Regions from separate parts of the Homo sapiens genome. Here region 2 is linked to region 1. Evidence: chromatin loops called from intact Hi-C (ENCODE). Cell type or tissue: natural killer cell. All regions are shown on one strand. Each heading gives the region's core, and the rest is flanking DNA. Links, peaks and the distances in the headings are about the cores only. Region 1 overlaps PTBP3 (polypyrimidine tract binding protein 3). Region 2 overlaps PTBP3 (polypyrimidine tract binding protein 3).

What was found. Hi-C counts contacts between places; a loop is a spot of excess contacts. Peaks named below come from ENCODE experiments on the same cell type or tissue, not always from the same donor. Only the 100,000 strongest peaks of a DNase experiment are listed, where the experiment ranks them.
Region 2: a loop joins it to region 1, with 2.0 times the contacts of the local background. A loop is called at or near these places in 9 of 110 quality-filtered maps.

Annotation. Positions count from the first base shown.
Region 1 is chr9:112,204,673-112,220,439 of GRCh38, reverse strand. PTBP3 (polypyrimidine tract binding protein 3) reads left to right here. Exons shown (of 14, transcript NM_001163788.4): 14 at 1-2,005. Among named protein-coding and RNA genes, the nearest start is that of SUSD1, 37 kb to the right of the region's middle. RefSeq lists an enhancer at 1,237-1,286. In natural killer cell, for the core only: no CTCF peak of the experiment used is centred there; a DNase peak (open chromatin) is centred at 1,379; H3K27ac peaks cover 829 bases.
Region 2 is chr9:112,323,825-112,326,324 of GRCh38, reverse strand. All of the region lies in intron 1 of PTBP3 (polypyrimidine tract binding protein 3), which reads left to right. Among named protein-coding and RNA genes, the nearest start is that of PTBP3, 8.5 kb to the left of the region's middle. RefSeq lists an enhancer at 1,517-2,042. In natural killer cell, for the core only: no CTCF peak of the experiment used is centred there; no DNase peak of the experiment used is centred there.

The sequences.
Region 1 (15,767 bases), core at 1-2,500:
ATGAGAAGTGGCTCCTATGAATGCCTCTGCTCAATTTCTTTTTATTTTACTTTATTTTATTTTTAGGGGTCTCGCCAACTCCTGGGCTCAAGTGATTCTCCTGCTTCCACCTCCCCACAGTGCTGGGATTACAGGCATGAGCCACCACGCCTGGCTCTCTGTTCTTTTCAGTGTCTCCGTGCCATCAGTCAGCAGTGCTTACATGTTTAGCATATTGTCATGCAGTTTCTCTTCTGTTCCCACGAGATATTTTTGGACAAAAAATTGACAAAAGTACATGTGTTTTTCCCCACCTATCCCTTAGAAAACCTAATGTGTACTGCTATTTTTAAAACCAAAAAGAGACAGCGTGACGATGCGTAAAGCATTTTTCTTAGCCTTTCCTTTGTCTTGATCTGTTAATGAGAACAAAACTGCCAGACTCAAAATACTCTACTATTGTGCTGAAAGAAATACAATTTAGATTGCACAAAATTTGAAAATATAACTCAGCTGTCTTTTAAAAGAGTTGTGTTGTTATCTACAAGACTATTAGCAGTCTTTTTTCAGAGCAAATTTTAACAGCTAGTTGTGAGTGGTTTAAAATATAGAAAATTATTAAAATCTTAGTTTGAGGGGTTTTATAGTGGGAGAAAAAACAGGACCAAAGTTTATGTGCCTTCTTCAGTAGTCTTAATTGACCTTTTCTTCCTATTTGAGACTAAAGTAGTATCAGTATTCTGGTTTTCAGGAAATATGTACTATATAGTTTTAAAAGAATGTTGTCCCACCAACTATTCATCCAAGCAAAGAATTGTAACTATAAATAAAGTCTCAGTTACACTTTTGCCTTTATCACATAATATTCATTGTAGAGCATTGTGCAGGTCCAAGAATAGAGCTGCTCAAAATCTTTGTGGTAGTTTCCTTAGTTTTTGTAACCTGAGGCATATGTTCCAGAGAACAGGGATATTTGTCTGGTCCAGTGACCTTGGTGATCATAGTCATAATTGAAAGATGCCTATGGCATGCTTAAATCAGCATTGTCAACTGATTTGTTGTTGTATTATTTTCACTTCTTGGATCTATGTAGTAGTTGTAATAACAAATATTTAAATAGCTATTTTTTTGATGCCATTAAAAAAATCATACTCTGGCCTTTTTTCCCCCTTACTGTTGTTTCCCAGATCTTTTAAAAATTCATCCCATATCCAGAAAGTACCAGTTATAAAGATTGCTGACCAAGCAAAGTTTTGCATCAAAGTGTCACCTCATTGCTCTGACCAAAGACTGACTGTTGTGGTTTTAACTCCTCTCTGTAAAGCATTTTGCATTTTCCCCAAGCTCCTTTCTGAAAGAAGAACCAGTGCAGAGCGGCCTTTACTTTCAATTTCTACTGCTGAATAGACTACTTAGAGAAAATGTGAGTTTCAGTGTGAACAGAATGGATTAGGATGACGAGTTTGATGGGCATTTTCAGTACTGTATCTAAGAAAAAAAAAATAGCACAGCTAGGAGCCTCTGACATTGTCTGGTGTTTTACGTGGTCTGTTCATCAAAATTCCCCTTTTCAGTTTTTAAGAATGTTCGTCTAACAGAAGAAAATGCTGTAAATATTTGTAACAACATTTTTTTTAACAAGGCCAAAAAAGAAAAAAAGGTTTTTGGGAACAAATGAACTTATAAAGTGGTTTTATATAAAACATCAATTGTCTTGTATATTTTGGATAAGCAGCAGTACCAGCTTTCATTTGTAACAGTCTGTGGCATTGGAAAAAAAGGAGTCTGTGATTGTTGAAGTGAATTATGTTATAAATGCAAAGAGAAGATAAAATATTAAAAAACATATTTTCTAAATGCGTAGTGCATGGTTAATTCAAGCTTCTGTACACTACAGTATATTCCATTTTCGTTCAGTTTGTATATTTGCTGACTATTACTTGATATCTCTAATCTCTTTTCCTAACAAATATAGCATTGTAGCATGCCTTTTAATAAATGTCATGACATCTGTACTCTCTTAAAATTTTTCTGTGTTCTTGTCTGTACTTTGGGTTTCCCTTTGTCTTACCTGTAATTCTAATGATGTCCTATTTTCTTTTCTTTTCCATAGCCATCCATCTAAACGTGTCATGGTTAGTGAATAGTGAGCACATATTCAAACAATGTTCAAAATGGGAAAAACACAAAATCTATTAACTGTCTCTGTCTTCATTTAGGAATAATTCTCGTTTTGAGGAGCAAAGTGCTTTCCTAATCTTCCTATGATGCACCTTCTCTGGCACTGCCCCGTAATGCAGGGGCATGGCGGCATGCTTTCTTGCTTGCACACTCACTCTCCTTTTTCTTTCTCTCTTTCTCCCCATATGTGCAGTGCCAAACTACAGTTGGAACACTATTTCCAGTTTTGTTCAGTATTTGGCTTCCCTACGGCATTAGTATACATACACTTTGAGACACAAGGTGTGATCTCAAACCAAATTTGTGTCCTCTTTAAAAAGGTAGCACAGATACTAGCTGATGCTACATTCCTTTTCCTTAGACAAACGTTTTACTTCTCAGATCTTTAAAGAATTGTTGGATTGCAGAAGTCTAGACTTAGCGTTCATTGTATATTTTAGTCTCCTGGAAGTGGGAATTTATTTTGAATGGAATAGAAAATTAGGTAATCACTACTAATCTTTGCTGGCTTACCTGTAAAATCTGTGGTCTCCATAAATACTGGGAAAATAAATAGGTATTTTTACATGAGGCATTTTTATCAGGAAAAGATAAAATAACTGTATGACTATATTAGGCTTTTATAAACTCGATTGACTGTGAAATGCTTATTTACTCAGCAGAGGGGTTATAACCATCATTAAGTCATGTCAGTGACCCAAGAGACCACCTAGTTCAATTTCCAGTTAACAGCAAGGAAGCCCAGGTCTCTGTGACTTGGTCCAGTGCACTCTATTGCACCCAGGTGTTGCAGTTTCAGACTTCCAAGTGCTGCTAAGGTTATGATCTTGAAGATCTGTACACAGTATTGGAGTGCTTATGTTTTCTCCTAAAAGCCACATGATCATACCTCACTGCAACGTAAAGACATTGAGTAAGTGGTGAGAATGTTTCTGATGAAGGGTAAAAATGCCTTATCTACTTCTGAAAAATTTTTTAATGTCGTTTCACATTTTAAATTTCAGAAAACTAACAAAAAATGTAGTTACTGTTTGTATGAGTTTGCTAGGACTGCCATAAAAAAGTCCCACAGACTAGGTGGCTTAGACACCAGAAATGAGTTTCTCACAGTTCATGGAGGCTCGCAGGCCACGATCAAGGTGTCAGCAGTGTTGATTTCTTCCAATGCCTTTCCTTGGTTTGTAGATAGCTGTCTTTTCCTTGCGCCTTCTACAAGCTCGCTCTTCTGAGTGTGTCCATGTCCTAATCTCTTCTTATAAGGACATCAGTCAAAGATGAGGGCTTACTCATATTATCTCATTTTACCCTAATTCCTTAAAGAGTCTGTCTCTGAATGTGGTTACATTCTGCGATTCTGGGGATTAGGACTTCAACGTAGGAATTTGGGAAGGGGGACACAAAATTCAGCCCCATAGCACTGTTTTATTCATTCAGTTCACCGAGTACTGATTGTACCAGCACTTGAGCTAGGTGTTGGGAAAAATATAGAGTTAAGCACGTGGTGACTTACCTTTTAGAAATGTGTAATGTAGTAGATATGTCAGCCTAAATCCACAAATTAAACACGTTACTTTTGAACTCCTGCCTTCAATAGGAATCCCCAAAAATGGATCATGAGGCCTCTCTGAGGCACTTCTCAGAATACATATGGCTATAACTATCCTACAGCTAGTTGTGAATATGTAGGAATATAGACCCTGCCATAATTTGTCCTTTTTACTCTTAGAGATAAATAGCCATATCAGAGCAATGATTATTTCTAAGACAAATGCCATTACTTAAAAAAACAATTGTAGAAATAAGAGGACATCGTCAGACAAGCTGTGCCCAGTATTTAATGTCTAACATTTGTGATAAATGAACTGGGATGCTGGGTTAGGTATAGTTAGGAGTGATAGACCTATTTGTAGTCTTACTGTTTCTACATCAAAGCTTTTTTTCCTGTTGTCTATTTCAACCTATAATGGGAATTCATCACTTTCCTTTGTGTGTTTTTTATCAAAACAGTTTATGCTGAAGTGATAAAACTCTAGTAATAATTTTGCTGGAATTACCACATTCTGGAGCCACTGGGTTCTGATGTAGAGTTTCCAACTCTACTAGTATAAAGAAACCAGAAAAGTAATGATTCTAATGTTCCTAGCAGATTCATAATGTCTATTTTTTTATTTTTCTTTCTGTTTTTGTTTTGTTTTGAGACAGAGTCTCACTGTGTTGCCCAGGCTGAAGCAGCCTCAAACTCCTGGGCTCAAGCCTTCCTTCTGCCTCAGGCTCCCAAGTAAGTGGGACTACAGGTATGTGCCTGGCTAAGTTTTTTACTTTTTACTTTTGTAGAAACTGGGTCTCACTTTGTTCCTTAGGCTAGTCTTGAAGTCTTGGGCTCGAGCGATCCTCCCTTCTCAGATTACAGTAGGAAGCACTGGGATTACAGGGGTGAGCCACTGTGCCCAGCCTTCTCAATTTTTTTACCCCTATATTTGTTCTAAGGATATAGACAGGGTAACAGGAAAAACTCAATATTTCTTTTGGAATAAATTGCCCTCTAATCACTTGATAAGCATCTCTATCATTATTCTGTGCCTAAAATTAGAGAATTATCTGCTCAGTCCTTATTCCTGCAGAATACAAATGTCACATTCTAACCTGTTAAGAGATTGTCTTCAAAATAAAACTGTTATTAACTACATTAATGTTAGACAAAGTACACTTTAGGGCAAAAGGCATTATTAGGGATAGATTTCATAATGATAGAGTTCTATAGTAGAATATAGTAATGCAACTGAACAAAATGAAGCTCATTCCACTGCATGGAAGAATCTCACAGATGTGATGCTGAACAAAGGAAGCCACGTACAAACACTATATAATTTTATGTACATCAAGTTCAGAAACAGGATAGTTACCTTTGGGAAGGAGGTAACTGAAAGAGTATGAGGAGGGGTTTCTGGTATCTGGTTAATGTACTTTGTACCAGTTACCCAGGAGTGTTTCAAAAATTATTATAATTGAGCAAGGAGCTAGCAACCAATTCTTTTCTTAAGTCAGCAGATTATTCTAGCCAATAAGTAAGGCCCTCTTATAAAGAACCCAAGATACCATGGACTGAGTTTCAACATGAAACTCTTACATGTGCATATATTGCATTGTCCTGACCACGGCATATCTACAGGAAAAATATTTCACTGACCAAAAAAAAACAAACAAAAAAACATGTTTTCAAGTAAATTTTACCCTTCCGAACAGTTTTACATCCAACTAGATTCAGAAAGATTTAATTAATGTGTTTTAGTTTTGGTTTTGCCACTGTAACTGATCTGGTGAGCTGTTTGACATCTAACCCCTAATATATTTCCCTTTTATTTTTTGAGACAGGGTCTCACTGTGTTGGCAAGGCTGAGTGCAGTGGGGCCATCAATAGCTCACTGCAGCCAACCTCCCAGACTCAAAGCAGTCATCCCATCTCAGCCTCCCAAGTAGCTGGGACTATAGGCACCCACCACCACACCCAGCTAATTTTTTATTTTTTGTAGAGACGAGTTCTCACTATGTTGCTCAGGCTAGTCTTGAACTCCCGGACACAAGTGATCCTCCCCCCTCAGCCTCTTGAAATGCTGAGATAACAGGAGTATGCCACTGCATCTGGCCTCCTAATATATTTTATCAAAAGAAGCCAGAAAGACCTACCTAGATCTCTAGCATCCTAAGAGAAGACTTTATAAAAGTTAAGATTTTTTTTTTTTGAGACGGAGTCTTGCTCCATTGCCCAGGCTGGAGTGCAGTGGCACAATCTTGGCTTACTACAACCTCTGCCTCCCTGGTTCAAGCAATTCTCCTGCCTCACCCTCCCAAGTAGCTTGGATTACAGGCATGAGCCACCACGCCCAGCTAATTTTTGTATTTTTTAGTAGAAACAGGGTTTCACCATGTTGGCCAGGGTGGTCTTGAACTCCTGACCTCAAGTGATCCACCTGCCTTGGCCTCCCAAAGTGCTAGGATTACAGGCATGAGCCACCACCTGGCCAAAAATTAAGATTTGTAATACACAAGTATTACTATGATGAACTCCCATTTACCCAGTACCCAACTGCAACTAGTGGCCAATTTTGTTTAATCTGTTCTTTACCCCACTCCTAGGATTACTTTTAGTTTTTCATTTTTATTTTTTGAGACAGAGTCTCTCGTTGCCCAGGCTGGAGTGCAGTGGTGTGGTCTTGGCTCACTGCAGCCTCCACCTCCTGGGTTCAAGCAATTCTGCCGCAGCGTCCTGAGTAGCTGGCATGCACCACCACACCTGGCTATCCTAGGATTTCTTTTAAATCCCAGTCATCATATAATTTCATCTGTAAACATTTCAGTATAGAAGTCCATACATTGCAGTTGATAAAGGCTTTTACAGGTTCCCTCTCCATCCTTTTTTTTTTGTAATTTATTTGTTGAAGAAACAGCTCTTTGAATTTTGCCAATTACATGTAAATCGAGAAGAGCTCATTCAGATTCTGTTTTCTCTCTTCTTTCTCCCTGCCTCCCCTTCCCCCCTACCTTTTTTTTTTTTCGTAAGAATACTTCATTGATAGCGTTGGATACTTCCATAATGTGGCTTTTCTTTTGATGGCAGTATCCATTGATCATTGCCTAGATCCATTAATTTTTAGGGACTGCAAGATGGTAAAGCTATAATTCTAATTCCTTTTGCTTGTATTAGTTGGATTTCTTCTATATAAGAGAAACCCCCATATCAGCTATTTCATTACTTTGAGGTACAGCTTCTGTAGAAAGGCAAAATAAATGCTTGGGTTTTTTTTGTTTCCTATTCTCCTCCAAAAGTTTGCCTTTTTCTAAAGCCTGTTTTTATGGAAACACAAACATTTGTAAAATTGAAAGACTGATATAATGAAACTTTGTTTCTGTCACCTAACTTACGTGATTCATATTCTGCGTTGTATCTTCTATACTCCTGCCCCTCTCCCTTTCTACTGGGTAGATTATTAACTATTAATTTATATAGTAGTTTTCAAACATATTGGTTAAAGTTTATAATGTTTTTAAATCTCTGCCTTATCAGTAATTATATCTTCTTGTTTTTGGAGGGATGAGGTCTTGCTGTGTTTCCCAGGCTGGTCTCAAACTCCTGGCCTCCCAAAGTGCTGAGTATGCAGAAGTGAGTCACTGCACTCGGCCTATACCCATTTTTATTTTTGTTTATATTTACTATTTATTTACTTATTATTTGAGACAGAGTCTTGCTCTTTCATCCAGGCTGGAGTGCAGTGGCACAATCTCAGCTCACTGCAATGTCCGTCTCCCAGGCTCAAGCAATTCTTGTGCCTCAGTCTCCCAAGTAGTTGGGATTACAGGCGTGTACCACCACGCCTGGCTAATTTTTGTGTTTTTATGTTTTTAGTAGAGACGGGTTTCACCTTGTTGGCTAGGCTGGTCTCGAACTCCTGGCCTCAAGTGATCCGCCTGCCGCAGCCTTGTAAAGTGCTGGGATTACAAACGTGAGCCACCGCGCCCAGCCTGTATATCCATATTACTGTTTTTCAGTTGTGCCTTTTCTCCTTTTCTTGAGCCATCTTGCAGAAGTATTTTCAAATAACCTGTTTTTCATGTGTTTTGATCCTCCGCAATGTTTGTTTTTTCATTTATTAGTGTTTCATTTCATTTTTAACTTTATTTTATGCTTCTTTTATACTTCTTATTTTGTGTGACTTGATATGTTAATCATAGCTGTCTTAGATTGCCTTATATATCCTATGAATTTTCAATGCACATTTATCCTTTATGACAGAAACAATATATATGAACTTGAGAATGAAATATAACTAGGTAGGAACAAAAACTTATTTAGGTAGGAATTACTTTGAAAAAAACACAAATGTCTGCATGCCATACTACCCTGACTGCACCCGATCTCATCTGGAAAAAATGCCAAGGTTTAGGATTGTCCTGATCGCTCCCTCACCCCCATGCCTCTTATTGCTGTGCTTTAGTGTGGGCTGATTTGACAGATATATGCATTGCCAGAGGATCCAAAGTTGTAAAAGTCTAGCCATGCCATCAAGGAACATTATAATAAAGATGGAAAGCACTGGTATGTCCTTTCTTGCAACATGGACTAGCTTGCAAACTAAATCTAAATAATTTACCTGATTTTTTGAGCATCTAATGTTTTTAACCATCTCTCAATATGGTCCAAGAATAGTAGCTACCAGCCCCAGATTTTCTAGAACAGGCAGACTATCCTTGTATTTTCAGAACACTTCCAGTTTTTTTATTCAAAAAATAGTTCTTGGCTGGGCACGGTGGCTCATGCCTGCAATTCCAGCACTTTGGGAGGCCAAGGCCGGCAGATCACCTGAGGTCTGGAGTTCAAAACCATCCTGGCTAATATGGTGAAACCCTGTCTCTACTAAAAATACAAAATAGACAGGTGTGGTGGCTCACGCCTGTAGTCCCAGCTACTCGGAAGGCTGAGGCAGGAGAATCGCTTGAACCTGGGAGGCAGAGGTTGCATTGAGCCAAGATCGCACCACTGTACTCCAGCCTGGGTGACAGAGCGGGACTCTGTCATTTAAAAAAAAAAAAAAAAAGTTCCCAGGGCTGCAGAATTAACTGTTAGTTTGTGTGCTTGGTCTATGATGTTAGCTCACTGTTAGAATGAATTTATTCTAAATTCTTTTAAATAAGGGCATAAAGATTGAAGAGATTACAGGGTTCTAGTGACAACCCCTATTTAGTAAGAAGCAGGATCTTCTTTATAAGAAATAAAATACCCATGCAGAGACCAGCATACAGTAGATTATCTGTTGAATATCTGCCATTTCCTTTCAGCTGGTAGGAGCTTCTGACGGAACCAGCCCCAGATTCTTTCCCCTGGCAGTCCCCATGACAAAGCCACTGAGCTAGATCATCATTGATAGAACCCTAGTGCTTGTAGTGACTTGGTGGCAGCCATTGCGTTAATACAGACCAACACCTTCTCTAAGCCAAGCTGCCATCTGATGAATGAAATACCCAGAGAGCTGAACATATACAGAAGGAAAATGGAGCCTTGCCTCAACCTACAAAAACATCTGCTGTCTATATAGGGCTTCGGGAATTCAGTGACAAACTCCAACAGCACAACTGTATTTGAGCGTATGGATTCATAGATCCATACCCTCACCAAAGTTTATTGTCTCTGACCTGTACATTTGTGTGATAACCATAACTTCTTCCATCATGTTCCCCAGAAGCATAGATTGCCCATATATGGGCAGTCCCAAGGAGGCCAAAATAGTTCCGTGTACATTGTATTAGTTTACTAGGGCTACTGTAACAAATTACATACAACAACCTGGGTGGCTTAAATAATAGATACTCATTTTCTCACAATTCTGGAGGGTAGAAGTCTGAGATCAAAGTGTCAGTCAGCAGGTTTGGTTTCTTCTGAGGCCTCTCCCATTGATTTGTAGATGGCCACCTTCTCCCTATGTTCTCACGTGGTTGGTTATCTTTTGGTTTGTGTGAGTCTGTGTCCCAATGTCCTCTTAAAGGATACCAGTTATATTGGAGTAGGGCCTGCCCATATGGCCTCATTGTACTTTACCTCTTTAAAAGCTCTATTCCCAAATACAGTCAGATTTTGAGGTACTGTGGACTAGGGCTTTGGATTTGTCAGGGTTCTCCAGAGAGACAGAACAGGTAGGATAGATAAATAAGTAGGTAGGTAGGTAGATATAATTGGTTCATGTGATTGTAGGCTGATAAGTCTTAAAACAGGCCGTCTGCAGGCTAGGGAGGCCAGTAGGGGGTGGCTCATTCAAGTCTGAAGGCCCCAAAACCCAGGGAAGCCACTGGTCTAACTCTCAGTCCAAGGCCAAAGACCTGAGAACCCAGGGGGCTGCCGGTGCAAGTCCCAGAGTCCAAAGGCCAGAGAATCTGGAGTTCTGATGCCAAAGGACAGGAGATAAAATGGTGTTCTAGCTCTAGGAGAGAGGAAATTTGCCTTTCTTCTTGCCCTTTTGTTCTATCCAGGCCCCCAGACAGGCTGCTGCAGCCAAGAACATCCCCTCACAGAGGGCTTTCGTCCTGGGAATAGCAGAACCACAGCTTTTCTCATCCTGCTCGTAGCCACCTGTTGCTGAGGCTCTCTTATTCCACCCAGACCCCACTCATGGACTGGAGGCTTCCTTAGGCATGACATGCTAAGATAATGGGGCCTTGGTCCTGGCTTGCGAGGTGGTGGTTCCATGGCAAGAGAGGCAAGCCGAGAGGACCCCAGCTGCTCTGCACTGACAGAGGCTCTCTCCTTACCCAAACTTTAGTCAGGCTTAGAAACTTTTTTTTTTTTTTTTTTTGAGACAGAGTCTCACTCTGTCGCCCAGGCTGGAGTACAGTGGCGTGATCTCGGCTCACCGCCACCTCCATCTCCCAGGTTCACCCCATTCTCCTGCCTCAGCTACTTGGGAAAGTAGCTGGGACTACAGGCGCCTGCCACCACACCTGGCTAATTTTTGTATTTTTAGTAGAGACAGGGTTTCACCGTGTTAGCCAGGATGGTCTCGATTTCCTGACCTTGTGATCCACCCGCCTCGGCCTCCCGAAGTGCTGGGATTACAGGTGTGAGCCACTGCACCTGGCCAGGCTTAGAAACTTTTTTAGACTAGGCCTCATTCTTGGACCTTGTCCTCAAGAGCCCAGTTTTAGCAAGAATCCTGGCAGTTTAAAAAGAATCCCCTTGACCCTTTATATCTGATCAACCTGACCTGACTTAAGCAAGAATCCTGTTTGGTAAATGTAGCAAGAATTTCCCTTACCCTTCATTTCTGTCTCCTCTTAGTAATTTTCCATCTACTGACAACCCTTCTCCAACTTACTCCTTGCCTATAAATCCCTACTTGTTCCTCGTGAGTTTGTAATTGAGACTGATCTCTTCTATCTCAATAATTTTTTTTTTTTTTTTTTTTTTTTGAGAACGGAGTCTTGCTCTGTCACCCAGGCTGGAGTGCAATGGTGCGATCTTGGTTTACTGCAACCTCTGCCTCCTAGGTTCAAGTGATTCTCCTGCCTCAGCCTCCCAAGTAGCTGGGATTACAGATGCCTGCCACCATCCCTGGCTAATTTTGTATTTTTAGTAGAGACAGGGTTTTACTACGTTGGCCAGGCCAGGCTGGTGTAGAACTCCTGACCTCAAGTGATCCACCCACCTCAGCCTCCCAAAATGCTGAGATTACAGGCGTGAGCCACTGCGCCCAGCCTCAATTATCTTGACACCTATCGGGATCATTCTGAAGAAAGTCTTCTTTCTCATCTTAACAAGTGTCAGAATAATTTTTTCTTTAACACCTCCCTCACAATCAAGGGCTTAGCCCCTAGAGTGGGGATGTCACTCAGAGAGAAGCTTACCATCGTTCCCTTTCCCAGCTCCAGTGCCCTGGCTCAGAGATTGTACCTGCGGGGAGAAACCCACCATAAAACAGATAGCTTTTCATCTCTTTCAGAAGGAATTTAGCTTATTGCAGCAGAGTGAATAATTTCAAGTCTAAAAGCACTCTCAAGGTCAGTGAGGTGTGATAAAAGGCAACTGGGAGAATATTCAAGATACAGGTTAAACTGTAGAAGGCTGGTTTGCAGGAGAGAACTGGGAATAAGATAGCTGGAAGAATCCTCCTGGGGTCAGAATAAAAATCAAACACTGACCTAAAAAATTGTTCAGTTGAAGAAGCCAGAATTCAACTGTATAAATTTTAGAGCAGTTTGTGCTCCCAGGGTACTGTTGAAAACACTAGAGCAATCATCTGATAATAGTATGGTTTTAGCAGGTAGGTGGGGTCAGTGAAAAGAGGAGGAGAGACCCACCAAACCCACTGATTCCGGAGTGACTGTGGGCATACCCAGTGCTGTACCTCCTGAAGGAACAACATTAGTGGCTAAACACAGTTTGGAGAAAAGGGACTTCACTAAAATAATCCAGTCGTTTACTACATAAATAAGCACATTATAATAAGCTCCAGAGAAGGGGGGACCAGCAACCAGAGTTACTACAATATATGATTTTCAATATCTAGTTTTAAACCAAAAATTACAAAGCACAAGGAAACAGGAAAGTACAACCCAAACAGCAGAAAAAAAGCAGACAACAGAAATTGACAGTAAGAGGAACCAGATGTTGCATTTATCAGAAAAGACTTTAAAGTAGCCATTATGAACCTGTTCAGAGAACTAAAAGGAGCCATGATTAAAGAAGTAATTGAAGGTAGGATGACAATGTCACATCAAGTAAGACAATATCAACAAAAAAATTGAGATTATTAAAGGAGCCAAATGGAAATTATGGAGTTGAAAAGCACAATAACCAAAAAATTCACCAAAGGGCTCAACAATAGGTTTGAACTGACAGAGGAAAGAATAACAGACTAATAGAGATTAGACACACTGAAAAACAGAGAAAAAAGAATGAAGAGAACCTTAGAAATGTGAGGCACAGCATAGGACAAATGTCGAAAGTCAAAGACAATGAGGAAATCTTTAAGCAGCAAGAAAAAAATAACTCATTACTTACAAGGGAACCCTAGTAGAATTAGTGGCTCACTTAGCAGAAACAATGGAGGCCAAAAGGTAGTGGGATGACATTCAAAGTCTCAGAGAAAGAAACTGTCAACCAAGAATTGTATTGCCAGCAAAGCTGTGATTCAGAATGAAGATAAAATAAAGATTTCCCCAGAAAAATAAAACTGAGAGAATTTAATGTTGGCAGCCCTTCTTTAGAAGAAATACTAAAGTTCAGGCTAAAAGCAAGTAACCTCACAGCCTTCTTGCACTTTGGAACACTAAACAGCACTGCAGCACTGCTCTTGGGGGCTCTTGTAAACTGTGAAATCACCAAGAAAAATACAAAAAACCTGGCACTAAGTAGACCACAAGAAGGACGCTTGTTTACAGTATGAGAGCTGATACAAGAGGTTTGTGTGTCACCTTGTTCAGCCTCAGCTGGGAACACATATGTTGAGCAATTCAAATATTTTTGCCACTGTGTGCATGTTGCAAATGACCATGAAAACACCTTAAGTGTTGATTTAGGAATTACAAACTTCTAGCAAGTAGGAAAAATTCACAAATAAGGAATTGTGAATAATGAGAATTGATGGTATATCAAGAATAGTATTAAATGTAAATAGATTAAATCACCCAATCAAAAGAAATGGCTTGCCAAGGTAACTGTAACTTGATTTAGATTAAAACAAAACCACGGAAGAAGAGTGGAAGAAAAATTATAAGCCTTGTACAACCCCTCTGTTCAGCTTCCAGGGGAAGCAGGAGTCTTCTCTGACCTGTAGTCATATGCATATGCATATCCATATAGGTGGGGTCAGGGAAGAGAGGACAGCATCCCTACTTTTCTGAGAACCCACTAAAAAGAGACCTGGGGCTTACAGTTCTGATTTGAACTCATTTGCCTTCAGAATCAGAAAGCATGTGTGGGCCAAAGCTGAATTTCCAATAATGCCTCTCCCTATAGAGCAACCACATGCTTTCTTCAAGAATGATGACATCTGTCTAATGAGTAATGAATTAAAAAGGTATATTTTTAAATGCTGATAAGGATTAAGTGAACTAAACATTGCCACACTCCATTGATAGAAGTATAAACTGGTACTATTTTTTTGGAAAGCAGCTTGGTAATATTCAGTCATACCTTGGTATCCATGGGGTCTTGATTCCAGAACCCCCTGGGGTATGAAAATCCACACATGTTCAAGCTCCTCATATAAAATGGTGTGGTGTTTGCATATACCTTACGTACATCCTCCCATATACTTTATTTCTCTCACCTTCCAAAATTATGAATGTAATAGTAGCATATCAGAATGTAATAGAAAGGATTCCATTTAAGGTGGTTTTCCTTTTAAAGCACAGATTTTTTTTTTTTTCGAGACAGGGTCTCACTCTGTCACCCAGGCTGGAGTGCAGTGGCGCAATCTCGGCTCACTGTAACCTCTGCCTCCCGGGTTCAAGTGATTCTTGTACCTCAGCCTCCTAAGTAGCTGGGACTACAGGCATGTGCTACCAGGCCCAGCTAATTTTTGTGTGTGTATGTGTGTGTGTTTTTAGTAGAGATGGGGTTTCACTATGTTGGCCAGGCTGGTCTTGAACTCCTGACCTCAAGTGATCTGCCCCCCTCAGCCTCCCAAAGTTGTGAGATTAAAGGCGTGAGCCACCATGCCTGGCCAAGCACAGATTTTTTTTAAATGGATCTCTTTAACAGTTCATACATCAAAGCAATAAACACACAAACATCCAGAGGAAAAAAATGAGGTTATAAAGTAGCCTAGCTCAGCACCCTGGTGAGTTTGTTGCAAGTCTACCAACATGGGCCTCATCTAGAAGGAATGCCCAGAGTCTGGGCTTGGTGCTGATTAGCCACACTCTCATATACTTTAAATCATCTCTAGACTACGTATAATACCTAATACAATGTAAATGCTATGTAAGTAGTAGTTGTACTGTATTATTTAGGGAATAATCACAAGGGAAAAAAGTGTGTATATGTTCAGTACAGTTGCAGCCATCCATTTTTTTTCCCAGATACTTTTGATCTGCAGTTAATTTAATCCACAGATGTGGAACCCACACATGTGAAGGGCCAACTGTATATCAAAAGCCAAAAAATGTTCATCACCACATTGGTATCAATAATGGAAAATTGGAAATGACTTTAAATGTCCAGCAACTATTTCATCCAGCAATAAGAAACTGAATAATTACGTCTTTGTAATGGAAAGCTAAGAAGCCTAATAATATAAATCCCTTCATGACAAAAACCCTCAAAAAACTAGACATCAAAGGAACATACCTCAAAATAATAAGAGCCATCTATGACAAACCCACAGCCAACATCATACTGAACAGGCAAAAGCTGGAAGCATTCCCCTTAACTGAAACAAGACAAGGATGCCCACTCTTACCCCTCCTATTCAACATAGTACTAGCCAGAAGCAAAATCAGGGAAGAGAAAGAAAGAAAAGGCATCCAAATAGGAAAAGAAAAAGTTATCTCTCTTCACAGATAATGTGATTCCATACTTAGAAAACCCTAAAGATTCTGCCAAAAGGCTCCTAAGTCTGATAAATGACTTCAGTAAAGTTTCAGGGTACAAAATCAATGTATGAAAAATCAGTAGCATTTCTAAACACCAATAAGTTGAAGCTGAGAGCCAAATCAAGAATGCAATCTTATTTACAATACACACACACACACACACACACACACACACACACACACACACACACACAAATACCTAGGAATACATCTAGCCAAGGAGATGAAAGATCTCTAAAAGGAGAACTAAATAAAAAACACTTGGCCAGGCACAGTGCCTCATGCGTATAATCCTAGCACTTTGGGAGACCGAGGCAGGTGGATCGCTTGAGGCCAGGAGTTCGAGACCAGCCTGGCCAACATGGCGAAACCCTGTCTCTACTAAAAATACAAAAATTAGCGGGCCATGGTGGTGCACGCCTTAATCCCAGCTACTCAGGAGGCTGAGGCAGGAGAATCACTTGAACTCAGGAGGCGGAGCTTGCAGTGACCTGAGATTTCACCACTGCACTGTAGCCTGGGTGACA
Region 2 (2,500 bases), core at 1-2,500, 110 kb before region 1:
TCTCTGGCCCTTTACAGAAAACGTTTGCCTGCTGCTGTGCTTGAGCTATAGGAAATGTAGAAGGCATTTGCTGCAATCCTTTTCCTTTTAAACTGAGCTGTAATTTACATAGAATGAAATGCACATGTCTTAAGGGTACAATTCAGTAAAATTTGACACTTGTATCCACTAGTGTTTCCTGTATACCTCATTCAAGATAATAGAACACGCAGTCTAGAAAGTTCCCTGTTGCCTCTTTCCAGACCCAGTTTAGGCAGCTCTTCTGATTTCTATCACCAGAGATTAGTTTTACCTGTTTTGTTTGTTTGAGACAGGGTCTCACTGTGTAGCTCAGGCTGGAGTGCAGTGGTGTGATCAAGGCTTACCTCAGTCTCAACTTCCTGGGCTCAGGTGATCCTCCTGCCTCGGCCTCCTGAGTAGCTGGTACTACAGGTGCGCTCCACCGCTCCGGGCTAATTTTTGTGTTTTTTGTAGAGACTAGGTTTCGCCATGTTGGCCAGGCTGGTCTCCTGGGCTCAAGCCATCTGCTTGCCTCGGCCACCCGAAGTACTGGGGTTACAGGCATGAGCCACCGTGCTTGTCCAGTTTTACCTGTTTTTGAACCTCATATAAATGGAATCATAGAGCATAAAAGCTCTTTGATGTCTGATTTCTTTTACTCAGCAAAATGGTTTTGAGATTCATCTTTGTTCTTGCATATATCAGTAGTTCCTTTTTTTTTTTTTAATTTCTGTGAGAATTCCACTATGTGAATATAATGCAGGGGTTTTTGCTTCTTAGTTCAACTAAATCCAGGTTCTTGTCTCACAACCAGGAGAAATTAGGCATATGGACACATTGAAGGGTGAGGAGAGTGGAATTTATTAAGCGAAAGGGGAGCTCTCAGCAAAGAGAGGGGTCCCGCCAGCTGGCTTCCACCTCAGGTTGAATACCAGGCCACCACACTCCCTAGCCTAAGGCGTGAATTCCTGGTGGCTCCACCCCCTTCCCCCAGTGTGCAGACGGGCCCTTAGTCTGAGCCGCTCCACGTTGATTTATTTCCCTTACTGCACATATGTTAAGTGATGGAATTTTTCACTGTGGGCGTATTTAGGCAAGCCTCCTGTGCATGATGACCTGGGCAGGTCGAAGGTTCTCCGGGGACCCTTCCCTCTTTGCCTAGGCATTTTGCCGTCTCTTGACTCTTATCAAATATATAACAGTATTTAAAAATTGATTCTCATGTTGATGGACATTTGGGCACTTTTCAGTTTGGGGCTATTATGAATAAAGCTACCACGAACATTTATGTGTAAGTCTTTGGGTATATGTATGTTTCATTCAATCCATGACTAGGAGCAGAATTGCTGGGTGATAGGATATGTAGATGTTTAACTTTATAAGAAATTGTTCAACTGTTTTTCAAAGTGCTGTACCACCTTACACTCTGATCAGCTTTATATTAGAGTTCATTTGCCTCATGTGTCAGCCAAACTGACAACACGCTGGGTGTTGTCAGTTTTTAATTTTAGGTATTCTTGTGGACTAGTATTTCCTCATTTTAATTTTGTTATTGATCCAGTGATTGGTGGTGGTGAGTTTTTTATGTGCTTAATAGGCATTCACTTATCTTCTTTTGTGAATGTTAAGTCTTTTGTCTATTCTTTTAAAGTTGTTTTTTTTTAAAAAAAAAAAAAAGAGGTAGTCTCGCTCTGTCACCCAGGCTGGAGTGCAGTGGTGCGATCTTGGCTCACTGCAACTTCTGTCTCCCAGGTTCAAGCGATTCTCGTGCCTCAGGCACCCAACTAACTGGGACTACAGGTGTGCAGCACCATGCCTGGCTAATTTTGTATTTAGTAGAGACAGAGTTTCACCATGTTAGCCAGGCTGATCTTGAACTTCTGACCTCAACTGATCCACCAGACTCGGGCTCCCAAAGTGCTGGGATTTCAGATGTGAGCCACTGCACCAGGCCCTCAACATACATATTAATTATATTTCCTTTAACTTTTTTTTTAGTGGTTGCTGTATACATTGTAGCATATACATTTACTAAGTTTATAATGTTTTCCTTCCCCTTAAAGAACTTTTAAAAAACTTTTCGCAGGTCCATTGACATGAATTCTCTTGGTTTTGTGTTTCTGCTTTACTCCGAGGATGCTTTTTCTCTGCATACAGAATTCTAGGTTGTCTTTTTTTTTCTTTTCCTTTTTTTAAAAAAACTCTTTAAATATTTCACTTCACTTTCTTTTTGCTTGTATGGTTTCTGATGAGAAAGAAACCTCTGTAATTCTTGTCCCTGTACCTCCATAGGTACGGTGTTTTTTCTTCTGGTTTCTTTCTTGATTTTCTCTTTTGTTTTCTTCAGTTTGAATGATATGCCAAGGTATGGATTTTTTAGTGTTTATCCTGGTTGGTTTTCTCAGAGCTTCCTGGTTCTGTGGTTTGGCTATCACTAATTATGGAAAATTCTTGGCTGTTATTACTTTTACATGTTTCTTCTGCCCTGTACTCTCTCTCT